Linked DNA regions of Mus musculus: region 2 is linked to region 1. The links are chromatin loops, found by intact Hi-C in ENCODE. Cell type or tissue: left cerebral cortex. All regions are shown on one strand. Links, peaks and the distances in the headings refer to the core of each region. The heading gives the core; the rest is flanking DNA. Region 1 overlaps Negr1 (neuronal growth regulator 1). Region 2 has its middle 13 kb from the start of 4930592C13Rik.

Evidence for each region. A loop is a pair of places that touch in the nucleus more often than their neighbours do. Peaks named below come from ENCODE experiments on the same cell type or tissue, not always from the same donor. Only the 100,000 strongest peaks of a DNase experiment are listed, where the experiment ranks them.
Region 2: it touches region 1 in a loop (8-fold over the local background); 23 of 42 quality-filtered maps call a loop at or near these places.

Annotation. Positions count from the first base shown.
Region 1 is chr3:157,230,068-157,235,454 of GRCm38, forward strand. All of the region lies in intron 6 of Negr1 (neuronal growth regulator 1), which reads left to right. Among named protein-coding and RNA genes, the nearest start is that of Gm23725, 4.6 kb to the right of the region's middle. In left cerebral cortex, for the core only: a CTCF peak has its summit at 2,835 (motif pointing right); DNase peaks (open chromatin) are centred at 589 and 2,848.
Region 2 is chr3:157,518,115-157,523,501 of GRCm38, forward strand. No RefSeq gene overlaps it. Among named protein-coding and RNA genes, the nearest start is that of 4930592C13Rik, 13 kb to the right of the region's middle. In left cerebral cortex, for the core only: a CTCF peak has its summit at 2,539 (motif pointing left); a DNase peak (open chromatin) is centred at 2,542.

The sequences.
Region 1 (5,387 bases), core at 325-5,324:
CTTCTCATAACAGGGCAAGCAGTTACTTTGCTCTAGTTCTAGAAGTAGGCATCAGAATTTACCCAAGCTCCCTTGGATTTTTTCATATTTAGATACTGAGTTTTGAGTACCCAGATTTACAAGTTTAGTTTTATATTCTGTATTTATGAGCACTGCAGAAAGGGAAAATGTATATTAGAAAGATTGTGTTTGTAACGCTACATTATTTCCAATAATTTTATAAACATGTTTGTATTACTCTCTCACACACACATGCATGTGCACACATGCACATACACACAGGCACACACACTCACACACACAGGCACACACCATCACTCATGTCTATGCCCATATTGAACTAGAAGTACAAAATCTCAATGTAAGAGATAAATCCCAGATGGAAAATGGATCAATTAGAGAAAGAACCAGAAACCAAGCTAATTTTGAGAGGATTCAAGCTAATGATGTTTTAGTTCACTTTTTTTTTTTCAACAGAACATATAGGAAACAGTTCCTGTTTCAGACTCAGGATTCTGAACACCAGTGAGCAGACGCCTGTCTGTAGCTGTTCTAAGTAGGAATACAGAGATCCTAAATTGGCTTTAACTGTGAAAATACCAAAAGCAAACTAAAAAGGGAAATGTGTTCTAACTGAGATTTTACACTTGAAGAACAAGATTAGGTGAGCTCTTGTGTTTTTGCTTTCCACTACCACTTAGGGTGACATTGGGTGGCAGCTCCCCAGTGTCTTCCAGAGTGCATGCATCATTCTTCAAGGCTCCAGTGAAGTCAGGCCTGAATGCTCACCTGATTCCCAGCTGATCCTCTATAAACAAATGTTTGTTTTGGCAACAGCCCTAATGACAACAACCCTGTGTGCACCTGCCAAGGGGTATTTGTGTTTCAAAGAAGTTACCTATTTAGGCACAAAAAAAGTTCTTTCCAATAGTGGGAGTCACACTGATGAACTGGGCAGTTTGAGGTGGTGGATTACTGGTTAGGAGAGAGTCTCCCTTGCCACCAGTCACCAGGGGCTTTATTCCTCAGACTGGTGGCTTGGCTGCACATGTAAGGAATAACTGCATTTATCTCCACTGATTTTTTTTTAAAATGAACTGTATAATAACAGTAAAGGGGCAACTAGGCAGAACAAATCTGTGCTCTTCTTGAAGATGATGGAATTTGTGCCCATGTTTCAAGTTAAATTACATTTTAAAAATTATTTTTAAATGTCTTTAAAATGTGCCTCAAAAGGAGCCCCTTGACATGAAGACCAACAACCACGCCAACAAACAGGCAGAACCTAACATCTTTTAGGTCACACTTTATTTCTTAGATGTTTAAAATAACACACACATTCTTAGAGACTTTTCAGAAAAGCTTTGACCGAAGAATGGCTCATGACTCCCCCCCTCACCTCAGCAGGGAGCTGTACTGCTATGCAACCACACAGGTGGGTGTATGTGAGCATGGGTACACGTGAGCATGTCGTTGCTGTTGTGTTGCTTGTGTTAGGGAGAATCTTTGATCCTGGGCCACCAGTGATGGTGACAACTTGACTAGGTTCTGTACTGTGAATGACCTCATCTGTGAATTCAGTGTCTGCTGCCAGGTTGGAACGGGGCTCAATTTCACTTCCCACTTCACACAGGCTTCCTCTTACCTCTCTTCCATTCGAACCACCAAACCTGTTTGACTTCAGATTTCTCTTTGGCTTTAAAATGAGCCTGTAATCAGACAGTCTTCTTAGATGGTGTGTAGGTTGGGAGGATAATTTGAGTGTGACCAGATTAACACCTTCTCTTGAAAATCCTTAAGTTGAGACAAACACAAGGTCCATCCATCACTACACACACACCATTAGCATCCTTGATTGTGCATTTATGATGCACTACACCTTGGGCTCTGTGGTGAATTGAATGAGAACAGCCCCATAGCCTCATGGAATTGAATACATGCTTCCTAGCTGGTTGAACTGTTTGGGAAGGAGGGGGAGATGTGGCCTTGCCAAGAAAGTTGTATCACTTGGAGTTAACTTTCAAACCCCATGGCATGCCCAGTTGTTTCTCTCTGTTTCTTTGTCTCTCTGTCGCTCTGTCGTTCTGCGTGTCTCTTTGTCTCCCTATGTTCTCTATCTCCCTATGTGTTCCCTCCCCCCACCTCTCTCTCTCTCTCTCTCTCTCTCTCTCTCTCTCTCTCTCTCTCTCTCTGTCTGTCTCCTCTCCCCCCCCCCCCCGTGCTTGTGTCTCATGAAGTAAGCTCTCAGCTACGGCTCCAATTCCATGCCTGCCTGCTGCTGCCATGCTACCTGCCGTTATGGTTGTGAACTGTCCCTCTGAAACTGTAAACCCATAGTAAACTCTGCAGTTTTCTGCAAGATGCCTTGGTCATGGTGTTTCTTCACAGCAATAGAAAAGTAATTAATACAGACATAATTTAAACATAATCCAGAGTTGTAATTGTGTATTTAGGGATCTTCCTTTTATCATCTCATGTGTAGAAATGGTGTTTGCTGCATTTATTCAGAACTGGAAAGATGTAACATTAAAAAAAATGAGCTACATAATAACAGTAAAGGGGCAACTAGACAGAACAAATCTGTGTTCTGCTTGAAGATGAGGAGTGAGACACTTGATAGAGAGCCTATGGGAGCTGGTTGCTGCTCCGTGTCGTTTCAGATGCTTGTAGTCTGATACTCGTTGTTTCTTCTGAGTTTGGTCAGGCAAAGGAAACTGAGAAGAGGCCATTTGTATTATATTACATACTTGACTTTAGCCTGAAGTATACACAACCCTCATTTTCTGCAAAGGTATCTATTTGTGCTTTCCACTGCCAGAAGACTAAAGTCACTAGGTGGCACCTCTGAGCTGCCTTGCAGCTGATGACCACGACAGACTTTTCTGAGTAAACTCTGCTTTGTGTTAGGATCATGTAAGTCTCAGCCTCTGCAGCCACATTTCATCAATCTCTGATTTGCACTAATCCCTTGAGCGAGGATCACTTCTATAAATGTAATAGTGGCATACTGAATCCGTTCAAACTCCCGGCCAAACAAAAACTGAAAGTTCAGTCCCCATGCCTAGCTATGGAGCCAGATGTTCCACAAGGTCTGTTTGTATTTACTATTTCGTTTGTTTTGGGCTTAGTGAAATAAGATGATACATTTAGAAAATATGGCAATTAATATTCTTAATTGCCCAAAGTTCTAAAGTCCTGTTGTTCACGATTGGACTTCAGTCATGCCACGATGCATCCAAACTCACTAGAGGAAAGTGTGAAGCTCTTCTTCATCAGCAAACCTGCTGTCCCCTGGGAGGGGAACACAGCCTCATAAAGTGAGGTGAGAGGGTAGATGATCTTAAAGTTTGCTTTCAACTCTAATTTCTACGAGAGCTGTATAAACCAGGTGTAAAAGCTCTGTGGGTCTAAATCAGGTGTGAAATTGCCTCGGTATCCCTTATGAGCTTACTGAAATTGACTGTTTCCAGTCAGATGATTGCAGAGTGCTTTGATACTCTAAGGAATTTGCATGGAATCTAGCATTTTAGAATGACACAAATATCTGACCCCCCTGCCCCCAATCAGAGGTCCTAGAAACCAAGCTCACAAGAGAAAAAAAAAAGAATTCTGCAAATCCCCCACATTATCAGGCTGCTAACTAAAATGTCTGCAGATGACAAATCACAGCTGTCTTTTAATCTGGCTTGCTTTCTGAAGCACGGGTCTCATTCACATGGAATTTGCTGTAGATCCATTTGAGCGTAGACCAGTGAGTCCTTAAACACTGACCAGTGAATACGTCAACTCTGGCCAGTGAGTCCTTCAACTCTGGCCAGTGATTCCTTCAACTCTGGCCAGAGAGTCCTTCAACTCTGGCCAGTGAGTCCTTCAACTCTGGCCAGAGAGTCCTTCAACTCTGGCCAGTGAGTCCTTCAACTCTGGACAGTGAGTCCTTCAACTCTGGACAGTGAGTCCTTCAACTCTGGACAGTGAGTCCTTCAACTCTGGATAGTGAGTCCTTCAACTCTGGATAGTGAGTCCTTCAACTCCAGCCCAGTTGGATAAGATGGCTGCAGAAGCCTGGTGAGAATGAAAGCTGCCTGGCTTATTCCTCCCATGGTCAGATCTGACCACCTTCTCACTTCCCCATCTGTCCTCTGTCCTCCCTCCCGTCACACCTATGTATGTGGCACCAGTGTGGAGTTGGCGATGAGCTAACTCCATACATTTTCCACACACTTGGTTCTCACTGTAGATGGTGCACATGGAAATGTTACCTCAATGGCCTAGACACTAACTGCCTTCAAGAGTAGGTAACAGAGATTATCCAATCAGCAAAAGGAGATCTAAAGTTTTGAACTTTGCAAGAAGTTCATGGCTCTTAATGTATTGAAATGAAGAGCATAGGGCACGAACCCCTCACCTACAGGAGTTGTGAACACTACAGTCCCTGAAATCCTGTCCAGTAGAGGTTTTTCAAGGAAAAAGATACAACTGGATTAACCTGTCAGAGAGTGATAGATTCTGGGACAAAACTAACTCAAGACTTAGCAAGAAGCATTTTGATACTGAAAAGGGTGTGGATCGGAGGTGGAATCCAGATCTGGGCTCTACTGTTTATTTAGGAAACACTGGGGGGCAGACACTCCAATGAGGAACCTTTAGCTCATTATCTCAATTTTCAGTCAGACAACCTCATGGTGGGAATGACTATCCTGATTGTAGAAGTAACCAGAGTGCATGCAGCTGCTGCTATGTACACTTGGTGCAGGCATTTGTCTGACCCTAGCTCCCAGGATCCTACAGTCAAATATCTTTTACCAGATACTTTTTAAGGCACCCCGCCCTGCTACATGCACACACACACACACACACACACACACACACACACACACACACACACAGAGAGAGAGAGAGAGAGAGAGAGACAGAGACAGAGACAGAGACAAAGACAGAGACAAAGACAGGGACAAAGACAGAGAGACAGAGATAGACAGACAGAGACAGAGAGAGAGACACACAGAGAGAGAGACAGAGAGAGACAGCCTTTATAACTCAGGTCTACATATGTGGTCCTGGGCCCTGGTATTGTCAGACATTATCTTTAAAAGGAATGTTTTCAAACCTCATCATGGAGGCACTGAAACAAGCAGTCTTCAGCGACTGTAGTGTCCATGATTCATGTAGGTGAGGGGCTCCTGGCCATGCTCCTTAAGAGCTGTGACCTTCTTGCAAAAGGACAAAGCCTTAGATACCTTTTTTGGCCATTGCTTATATTTCCATTTGAAGCTGACTTTGTGGTCAGCTCTTCAGTAGACCAAACTTCTGTAAAAATAGTATGAAAACCCACCTCAGTCTAAAACATCTGTGTTCACATTGACCCACCTTGAGGAACTACTGGTGGT
Region 2 (5,387 bases), core at 238-5,237, 290 kb after region 1:
AAGGAAGATAATGTTGCAGCGATAGCAATGGCTGTAGACACATAGATAAGAAAGAGGGATATGAAAGACTTCTGTGACAGCCCCTACACTCACCCCAACCCCCACTCCCTCACACACACATACAAAAAAAAGTAGCATCCTAAACAGGAAGGCAAATGTGGTAAGAATGCTAAATTAGCTCTCCACAGTTGGCTTCTGGCCAAGCAGGGAGTCACTCAGTTTTATTTAAGGGACAGGACACTGAGAGTTTGACCCTGCTCTAGTGAGTATATCGGTAACATAAACTTGACCTTTTTATTTTAATTTCAACTTTAATTTTATATTTTGGGGGAGTCACAAGGATGGGGCAGACATGGAAGGTTTGGGAAATGAATGTGATTGGGTTGCATGTGAAAATTCCCAAAGAATCAATAAAAATATTATGCTGAAAAATGCATTGCATGCATGTATGGAATTATAAAATAATAAAAATGTATAATAAAGAAAAATGTTCTTATACTATGTCACACACATGTGCATGCATGTGCACACACACAACAGAGAGAGAGAGAGAGAGAGAGAGAGAGAGAGAGAGAGAGAGAGAGAGAGAGAGAGAGAAATAGTGATGAAATCCAAATCCACATAAAGGAAAAACCCTGCAAACAAGCAGTAACTCAGGATAGAGTACCTTTAAATTTCACTTCTGTCTTTGTCAGTGATATTGTGCTATGAAAAGACACCATGACCATGATGAAGAAAGTGTTTTGCTTACTCTTTCAGAGGTCTAGTCTATTATTATCACGCTGGCAGTATGGTGACACATAGGCAGATGATAGGTGATGGAAAAGGGGTAGATTGAGTTCTGTATCTGGATCTGCAGGCAACAGGAAGAGGGAGTCACTGGCCCTGGCTTGAGCTTTTGTAACTTCAAACCCCACCTCCCAGTGACACACTTTCTCCAATAAGGCCACACAAACACTAACAAAGTCATACCTACTACAATAAGGCCAAACTTATACCAACAAGGCCACATCTCTTAATCCCTCATGTAGTGCCATGCCCTAATGATCAAACACTCAAATATATGAGACTGTTGTGGCCATTCTTATTAAAACCATCACAACTTCCAGCCTCCACCCCCACCCCCCAATTCTATGATCTTCCTAGAAACTGACAGAAATCTCTTCTGTAGGCATCTACAGCTCAGGCTGATTTACATTAGCAGAAGGGGACTAGTTTGGGCTGTTTGGGAGAGAAATGCCAGACTCTTCTATCAAATTAACTAAAGTAAACTGAACCTTGGGAATTCTATCCTTTTCAATTGAACAAAACTGAATCTTTTTTAGTAGTTGACCCTTGAAAGATGGTGAGAAGAATGCTGGTTCTAAACCTTTGTCAGCGTGAATAGCATATGAGTGCCCAGAACTACACATCTGTTAGGGGGATCTTGTGCATCTGTCACCAGGAAATTGGAACAAACTTCATGAACCTATGCACTTAAAATGTTATGATGTATTTTTAAAATGGACTTCCACAGAAGCCTTTAATTTTATTAAGTAATTATAAGCACATAAGCTCTGTTTGATGGCTCTCAAAATATAAACACATTTCATGTCAAAATTGTATCACTTTTGATGGTTTAATTGTGTGAGAAATCTGTCAGGCCCTGGTGCCCTGATAAAATAGGGCACAGTGAAGATTTGTTGCTGAAGGGTGTAACAATATGCTCAGTTAAACAGACAGTGTGTAACAGTCTGGTGCTGTCTCAGAGGGCATTGGCAGTGTTCTGTTCTGGGATCAGGGCAATCCTAACACCTGTAAATCCACATAACAAGATGCTCCATCCTCGAGCTTGTATTTTAAGAGTACTTTTTGTCTTGGTTTTTTGTTTTTCTTTCATATATATATATATATATATATATATACATATATATATATATATATACATACATATATATATATGTGTGTGTGTGTGTGTATGTGTGTGTGTGTGTGTGTGTGTATACACATATATATTCAAATTCACTAGAAATGCTGCTGTTTTATTTTGCTGCCCTGAGCCCAGCTTCCTTTGCTGACTCCCTGAGTTTCCTAAATATTTTAACTGTTAAAGAAATTATGCCTGGAATGCTAAAATTTCAGGTAACTTCTCAAAGTGATCAATTGTTGGTTGCAATATCATTTTACTTGAAAAAACTTCAAGTCTGCCATCTCTTAGAACATAGAAAATACATATACATGCTTCAAAATAATGGAGTGAGTGTTGGTAAAGTATAGTAGAAAAATTCAGAAAACTTCAATGTCCTTTAAGTTGGGTAACTTCACATAACAATTCTAATTTTCTAGGTTAGCATAGAACACAGGCAGAGATATGTGCTAACTTTTACACACACACTCACACACACACACACACACACACACACACACACACACAACCTGACAATAAATATATATTGTTTAAGATACAGCATTTTCTATTGTTCTAAGGAAAGATGATCCTGAACACCAGCTCCCTACAATGACTTGTGACTACACGTTACTGAGCTGCCACCTGCTGGATCTTTCTGCCTAGCACATCTAATTGTCTGCTACAGATTTCTCTCTTGGATGAATACAATGAAGAGCTCCCCCAACACACTTTTTGTTAACATCACCCCCTTCCTTGCCACTCTTTTTCCAGCAATGTGTGCTCCTATAGGCCAGTTAAAAAGTGCTTCAACCAATTATAGTCATACCAAAGCCTCTCACATCCTTTAAGACTTTAACCAACAGAACCGTGAAGAGACAAGAAGAGGCTCAGCAAGGCTTGCACCTTGTGGGGTGCCAGCTGTCTCCAAAGGGCTTGCTCATTAGAAAGTTTCAGGTGTCCATCATGGAAGTAAAGCAGAAGTAATGATGTCCTAACCTCTATGTTCACCCTATGATTGACAGCAGCTTCCTGCAGCTCCTGCAGACTGTGTCCCAGGGTTTGCCACCAAAAAAACTTGAAACAATAACCTATTTCTTTGCAGAGAGTAAATCACCATTGAGAGGCCACACCTACTCCATTTGGGACCGGCCTCCATCTTTTAAAAAAGGAAAGGAAAGGAAAGGAAAGGAAAGGAAAGGAAAAGAAAAGAAAAAAGAAGGAAAGGAGGAGAGAAGGAAAGAGGAAAGGAAAGGAAAGGAAAGGAAAGGAAAGGAAAGGAAAGGAAAGGAAAGGAAAGGGGAAAGAAAAGAAAAGGAAAAAGAAAAGAAAAGAAGAAAAGAAAAGAAAAGAAAAGAAAAGAAAAGAAAAGAAAAGAAAAGAAGAAAAGCCTGAGAACTTGACCTACAGCAGAACCCAAGATGCACCCAGGTACCAGAAAGGACTCCAAGGTTTGTCCTTAGACAGAGTTACTCTCTAGCTACTTTCTAGCAACAGTTAATCAAAGATTAGTCTGATTGTTTCAGATGTACTTTCAGACCATTTGTGATTGTATATGGTCTTGCTTCAGAGTATCCACCTGTTGGCTTGTAGTCATTCTATTAGATGCTTGCCAGAGTGAACACCCCCTCCCTCACCCCCTCACTTGCTCCTATTTTCCTATAATTTTTTTTCCTGCTAAGGGTTCAAGGCTGGTCCACCTTCCCTTCCCATCCTGCTGTGTCAGGGTTGGGTTGGAGGAGAACCCAAGCCTGGGCTTGTAATAAAGATACCCTAATGCTATAACATCGGAAATGGCTCCTTGGTGGTCCTTTGGAGTTCACAAATGCTTCCTGGTACAACACCATATCTGTGACCAAAATCAAAATAATTAAAATGTATTGGGTAATTCTCGACCAAGCTGCTTTAAGAAGAAAACTAGGCAATAAATTAGTTCATTGAATAGTATTTATTTAATAACAATGTTTAATATGTGTCACTGGTAAAATTTCACCTGATCCTCTCTGTCCTATAACTGCACACAAATGAGACTGATGCTATGCGCTGCAACCACAAAGCATCATAAAATTCTGAGTTGTCTCCTCAATCATAAAAATGGGAAAGAGGCTGGCATTTATCAACAACCCATCACTTTACTAGCTATGTTCATGAGTACCATCACAACTTATCTACATTGCCTCCTGGACAGGTAGACAGTCACTTTCACCACTGTCAGTGGTTGAAGCTCAGAGCAGTACTGACAGCTTAGGTTTATTGGCTGTGTGCTGTTCGCCTGCTGTTGCCTTTATTGCTTTAGGGGGGGGGGGCCTCAGCAACTAAACCTCAAACCACATTAGGAAACGGATGCTATCATTATTCTCATTTTATTACAGGTGATCCTGAGACATTACATAACCTGCTCAGAATCAATCAATCAGACAATGAGTTCAGCCTGGGTTAGAGCCCAGGCAGATTGGTACAGATGTCTACCTGTTAACACAAACATAACAGGAGTTGTTGTTGTTGTTGTTGGTGGTGGTGGTGGTGGTGTGTGCCATACTAAATATACATCACTCTTTTTTTGGTTCTGAGAAGTTGGTAATTGTATGCTGCTGTCAGGCAGGTTACAGGAATTAACTCATTTAAGTTTTGCATAGTCATATTTGCTCCATTTCACTTTGATGAACATGAGGTCTGGAGGATAACAATAATCACAGTGATGGCAAGCACTTACCTCTTCCTTAACTGTGTCCATCTGCTCCCCCATCCAGACTGTTCTACATACAGTACTCACTCCTGAGGACAGGATCCATCCATCCCTGTAGCCAGGTGAGGAGGCTGAAAGGCAGTACTTGGGCCTGAACTTAGGTTGTAAAGCAGGAGGCAGATCATGGTCTCTAGTTCCAAAGTACCAGAATTTTAACCATTTATCAAACTATGGGACAACGTGAGCCAGCTCATTGCTACAAATTCTTCATCTTGCCTCATTCCAAGTAAAATAACACAGCACATTTAGAAGAGAGTTTCCCACAGAGTAGATTTTCACAGGTCAGAGATGGTAAAAAATAAAATAAAATGAAATTATTCTATTTGTTCCAAAATCACTGAGCCCCACCTATGCTCCTGATGCTGAAGTTACGGAGGTCAAGTCCTTCCCCTGTCTATAAAGAACTGTAGATAGACACATAGATAAGGAAAATATAAAAGTAACTGTTAACGTCTTGTGCCAAAGCCAAGTTTATGAAAACACCCTAGGTCTCCTGGTCACACAGGCCCTAATCAGTCCACACAAAAGGTAAAGCTAGCAAGAGTAAGACAGAGTATCCCGTCATGAGTACATGGAGTAAGGTGCTTAAAATATCACCATAATGTCTGCCATTTTATTTACAATTCAGTAACAGGTAAGTGTAAATTAGACATGATATGTATTCATGTTTCAGGACAGACTTACAATGTGTATATATCTCTGATCACAGAGTTACCTTTGAGAACCATTCCTGCCTAGTAGGCTACTGAGTCCTGA